2 separate regions of the Homo sapiens genome follow, and region 2 is linked to region 1. The links are chromatin loops, found by intact Hi-C in ENCODE. Cell type or tissue: dorsolateral prefrontal cortex. All regions are shown on one strand. Links, peaks and the distances in the headings refer to the core of each region. The heading gives the core; the rest is flanking DNA.

Region 1 (2,913 bases), core at 133-2,632:
CCTCCTGGGTTCAAGTGATTCTCCTGCCTCAGCCTCCTGAGTAGCTGGGATTACAGGCATGCACCACCACACCGGCTAACTTTTGTATTTTTAGTAGAGATAGGGTTTCACCATATTGATCAAGGTGGTCTTCAACTCCTGACCTCGTGATCCTCCCATCTCGGCCTCCCAAAGTGCTGGGATTACAGGTGTGAGCCACCGGGCCCAGCCGTAGGAACACAGATATTATCATCATGGGACAAGTCATCCATTCCCAGATTCCATGACCCTCTCTGGTGTCCACTGTGGATTTCAGCACATGTTTAACTATGAAACTCTAGTCACGCTTTTTGATATACAGGTTCATGGTTACTAGTGTCTTATCCTGCTTGAGCCAAGAATATGCACTAACACATTAGACAAACCTTGAATTAAAATGGGCAACCCACCATCCAAATGGGGAAAGATGATTACAGACAAGTTCGTACGAGTAAACTACTTGAAGGCAATTCCTGTGCTTAAAATGGCCACGTGAAAGGTGTCCCTGACATGGAAAGGACAAACCATGAAATGACCCTTGAAGCTCTTAATGTGTCTGTCAAAAAAGCAAAGCCAACTGTCAAACTGAAAAGCCAAAATCATCACAAAAACACCTATTCTTCAGAGGCCTCAAATCTCAAACTATCTCCCACCATCCTTTGTAAGTATGTATAAGGAGGCCAGGAAACTAGCATTTGCTGAGACTTTATTCTCAGCTTTGTATGCTTTGCATAAATGATGTCATAGAACACATTGACAGTGAGAAAACTAACGTATTAACATTTTAATTACCTTGCCCTATCACGAGATTAGAAAGATTCAGATATGAGACATCCAAAGTCTGTGATCTGAACACCAGAGTCAGAGGCTGGCAACCTATGGCCCACGGGCTGAATCTGGCCCACTGCCTGTTCCTATAAATAAAGTTTTATTGGAACACATCCGTCCATTTATATATTATCTGTGGCTGCTTTCCTGCTGTAACAGGAGAGTTGAGAAGTTGCAACAGAGACCATAAAGCCCACAAAGCTAAAAATATTGACTATCCAGCCCTTTAGAGAAAAAGGCCATGCCCAGGCTCCTGTGGGTACCTGCTATGCTACAGCCCCTCTGCTGGGGGAAACCAGCCCACTCACAGGTTCCCAGTGAGGCAGGATCTCTGGGCAGTTCCTTAGTAATTGGTGGCTCTGTGACTTCCTTCCCCCAATCACCTTGACCATCTAGTCTGGACAATATGAGCGCCCATGACGTGAGGACAGCCTTGTAAACAGGGTGGCCTGGCTGGAAAGCCTTGTCCAAAAGGCACAACAGTGACTACACTGAACCCATCCCATGCATCCTTTTGAGAGTTAGAAGGAGGCAATTGCAAGCCGGCTGCAAAAGACAAAAGACACCAGAGACTTAGAAACCAGTGAAGCCACGCTGAAGATGCAGACAGAGAGCTAGAGACAAGGTCAGGGGCCTCTGTTGCACTCCAGACCCGGTCCGGAGGCTTTTCCATGCTTAGGGGCAAGGATTGTCAGGGTTCTGCTGTCCCTTTCTTTAACCTCCTTTATGATTCCCCAAGAGCATCCTGAGTGCACCTCCACTCCCTGCCACCAGGGGTCAGATGAGCCGGCCTGGCAGGCTTGTTTCCCTCCACCAGACAACAGCAAGGACCAAGATTGGCAAAGTGACACATCCTCTCCAAAAGAAGAACATGCAGAACAAATCAAAGAACACAAACCACGACTGACAAACACAGCCACACTCGATTTTAAAGTACTGAGCTGTTTGAAGAAAGGAAGCATGGCAAGGCCCCTTCCTACTAATAACAGTAACAACAATAATACTAAATATTTTATAATAATTTTAAATTCTTAATTATTTATGATATTTCCCTCCATTAACATCACGAACATCATTACGTGTGTGTGTGTATTTTTCTCATTTTAAAACCAGCAGATGAGAGTAAAGGATTTCTTTTTCCTCTCCCCCACCTCTTTACAGGACCTACTGTTAAGTTTTCAAGACCACCCAGAAAGAAATTTGAAGTTGGGTTTATATCCTTAATCCCTCAGTTAGAAAAAAAAGAAAAGTGAAGAAACTGCATCTCCAAGATCCTGCTATATCAACTTCAGTTTTTTGAAGTTAAATTTGATTTTTAAATCCCTTGGCTGATGAGACCTGTGTGGGTTTTTTTTTGTTGTTTTTTTGTTTTGTTTTGTTTTGTTTTATCATTGTACCTCTATTTTAAAAATAGAGACTTGTGGTTCTTTTTCCAAAAGCAGTCCAACAGAAAGTGAATGGTGGTCAATGCATAATAAAATGAGAGTTACCTTTTGACTTGGAAGAATTATTAGCATTTTGATTTGATGGGTTCTTAGCTCTTCAAATTCAAAAATACCTTATTCAAGTCTAGGAGTTTTCCAAATACTTCGGTTCTAAAGATTACCCTTTTTCGATGCTTTGAAAACTAAAAGGGCATATCAGAATAGAAATCTGGCTGTTGAATAACTTGTAAGCTCTGCAGAGACGTACAAAAACATGGCCACTTTAGCCAGCGGTATGGCGAAAGTCTGGGGCCCACACTACACACACACATATGAACTTCTCATGACCCTCAAGTATATTCATATGATATATCACAAATACCATAAAGCAGCATTGTAATAACAGGGAGGAATTGATTTTAAAAGGCCTACATCAAAATGAATAGTCATAAAAGTATAATAACCTAGACTGGAAAATTTAGGGATTAGAGCATTTTGAACATTATACCTCAAATTTATAAAGGCTGTATATTAACATTCACAAAGGTTTTTAAAGATGGAATAGCTATGTACACAGTGAATTTATTCTAAAATCCAGACTCAAAAAAAAAAAAGAATATGAACTCCTCCCCACCGTGTTCTG
Region 2 (2,913 bases), core at 121-2,620, 260 kb before region 1:
GAACTATCTGCTTCCCTGTGTGTGGAAACGCCACTCATCTTCCAGGTTGCTCATTTACTTGTCATGTGAAACCAGTTGGCTGGGAATCTGAGAATGCTAAGTTTCGAAAACCCAGAGACTAACCCCAAAGCACACCCCCACACCCCCACTCCCTTTGTCCATTGAGAATGGCAAGTGTCACCTTCCATGCTTAAAATGCACCTGGACCAGGGAGAAAGTCAGGTGAAGATGTCCATCAACAAGCAGCACCCTGGGCTGCAGAATCTTGATAAGGGTAATGAAAAGAGGAGTAGAAGGCAAGGGAACGGCAATGTGTAAAGGGGAGTCTTGGGCCACTGGAGGCATCTGTGCCCCCCTCCTCTGCAAATGATAGTTATTTAAAATGACTTTATATGCTATTTTCTCCTGGGGTTTCAAATTCAGCTCCCATCTCCCAGCTTACAAATAAACTCCAGTTTTCAGTCAGTGATTCCCATTTTGATGGGATTCTGTAATCACTCCCACAGGTACACAATGCACCCTCTTATATACTGCATTGAAAACAAGACACGGTAGCCAGGTGTGGTAGCGCACAACTGTAGTCCCAGCTACTCAGGAGGCTGAGGTAGGAGGATCACTTGAACCTGGGAGGCGGAGGCTGCAGTGCACAGAGACTCTGCCACTGCACTCCAGCCTGGGTGACAGCAAAACCCTGTCTCAAAAAAAAGAACAAAGAAAACAACACATCGAGTACCACTGGAGCTTAAATACCCATCAGTGTGGGGAAAGGGAGAGAATTAAATTCAAGAACTGTTCACTGAGCACCTATTAGGTTGTCAGGCCAAGGTTAAACAGGGAATAAAACTTGGTCCTTTCCCCAAGGGGCGTCTCATCCAGGGGAAAAGATGACCTTGTAACCAGACAGTCACGATACAAAAGCACTCATGGTGTAGCAGCTGACTGAGAGGGAAGGTGATTAATGGCCCAGGTGAGTAAAGGTCTGGGAAGGCTTTGTGGAAGATATGAGGCCAAGAGCTGGATTTTGAAGGATGGAGAGCCTTTTGCCAATAGACAAGAAAGCACGAGCATGGCAGGCAGCCTCGGGGAGAGGGCACAGCTGGCACAGATGACTCAGCCTGGTGAGCTCAGTTCACTTTGGCTGAAGCATGAAGTTGGCCAAGAGGGAGAGGTGGAAGGAAAGAAGGCTGGAGCGGTCACTCGGGGGCAGCTCAGGGGCTGGTGAGCCAAGCCGAGTTGCCCGTGATGCCTCTTCCATATGAGCTCACTGCCAGTTTCATTTTATGAGCTCCTGCTAATGAGTCCTGTTTTGCAGTAGAGCAAATGGTGATGGGTGAGCTTCTCGGAGCCATTTCCTAGTCTAAGTAACGGACTGCTCTGCCTGGGGAAGAGAAGCCACGTTTGCTGGGTAAGGGGTGCTTGGTAAGGTGTAGCTGAAGACCACTGTGTAGAAAACAGGAGTCAATGCAGTTTGCTGCAGGACGGAGAACTGAGGGCCAAATGGTTCAACATTCACGTGGGTGCTTTCCAAGTCAAAGAGGACATCTGAGCAATCAGAGGATCGTTTGTTTCATTTGGTCTCTGGGCCACATCAAAATGCCCTGTCTTCTTTCTCCTCCGTCCCACAACAAGCCAGAAGTCTGAAACTAGCCCAGCATTGAAAACAACGCATGTTCGTGACCTCCTTGTGAAAACCGTAAATAGATTTGCGGGAACTACAACAATGATCACAAGAGAATTTCACCAATTACGAGCACCAAAGGAGTCCAAATCAATGAAGACAAAGGTAACTGCATAAACACATGTGCACATACATGAATAACACATGAGGTCCCTTTAAAATAGACTGATTGTACCTGAAAGTTACTAAACGCTGAGTTATTTGTGTGTTAAACAATACTGTGCACTTCCAAAAGGCTTCCGTTGGTGCTTGGTTGATGATCATGGGACCATATATTATCACCCAGCTATTCACCTTGTACGTCCTTGATAAGGAAAGGTCAACCCCAAGTAAAAGCCAACGCCACCACAACCAAAAAAAAAAAAAAAATTTTTTCCCCAATCTGAACAAATCGTTTAGTGTTAAAAATAAACAGAACTAGAAATTGTCTCTAATAAACTAATATTAGTCTCCCCAGAGGGTTAATTATGTCGCTCCGTATTTTAAGAAGAATGTAAATTGCCAGTTTCAACAGATGTTCTTTTAAAAGAATTGGTTATCTGGGAAATGATGGGTCTTTGTTAGAGCTTACCCCAGTGGAATATAAACATTAAAATCATCCGGCTATCTGTCAGACCCCTCCTCCTCCCACAACTGTTACCCATACCAGTGATACACCCTTTGCTTATCAGCAGCTTTAGTGACAAGTGTTCCAGCCGGAACTGTGGTCCCAGATTTCAGATGACATGTTAGGAGGGTTTCCAAACTCCCCTTGAGCCATCCCAGTGAACCCAGAACGGCATCTTGCCATCATGCCAGGGCCCAGCTCAGGCGCCCCACAGCCATTTCCATCCTCTTCTTTTACCCTGGAGAGCAAGACTATCAGGTCACAAAGAAATAGAGTTAGAAGGTTCTGGAAATAGAAGCCCTGTCCAAATTCAGTTTAAATGCTCAAACATGTAACATTTGTGTTACGTACATATTTGAAAGCTGCTAAGGGGAGAATGAAAACTGAAGTCTCACTGGGAAAGTGGTTAGAAAAAAAAAAGAGCTCACGAATGTCCCTGCTGTTTTCTCTCAAAAGACATTTTGTAGACACTGAAATGTATGTTAGCAGGTTCACAGTGAGAGCTTCCACACTCGGATATTTGGCCAAGTAAAGAGAGGAAAAAAATCCTCAATGTGGCAGTTCATTATTCCAAGCAGAGCGACCTCAGCTGACCTGGGGGTCTGGAGAGAACATCTGTTCTTATGTT

The links. Peaks named below come from ENCODE experiments on the same cell type or tissue, not always from the same donor. Only the 100,000 strongest peaks of a DNase experiment are listed, where the experiment ranks them.
Region 2: a loop joins it to region 1, with 4 times the contacts of the local background. A loop is called at or near these places in 5 of 110 quality-filtered maps.

Annotation. Positions count from the first base shown.
Region 1 is chr16:78,234,092-78,237,004 of GRCh38, reverse strand. All of the region lies in intron 5 of WWOX (WW domain containing oxidoreductase), which reads right to left. It overlaps WWOX-AS1 (WWOX antisense RNA 1), which reads left to right. Exons shown (of 4, transcript NR_184272.1): 4 at 2,008-2,343. Among named protein-coding and RNA genes, the nearest start is that of WWOX-AS1, 6.2 kb to the left of the region's middle. In dorsolateral prefrontal cortex, for the core only: CTCF peaks have their summits at 1,412 and 1,618 (motif pointing right); a DNase peak (open chromatin) is centred at 1,624.
Region 2 is chr16:78,489,268-78,492,180 of GRCh38, reverse strand. All of the region lies in intron 8 of WWOX (WW domain containing oxidoreductase), which reads right to left. WWOX-AS2 (WWOX antisense RNA 2) reads left to right here. Exons shown (of 2, transcript XR_007065129.1): 2 at 1-2,913. Among named protein-coding and RNA genes, the nearest start is that of WWOX-AS2, 9.3 kb to the left of the region's middle. In dorsolateral prefrontal cortex, for the core only: no CTCF peak of the experiment used is centred there; a DNase peak (open chromatin) is centred at 1,110; H3K4me3 peaks cover 1,160 bases; H3K27ac peaks cover 1,568 bases.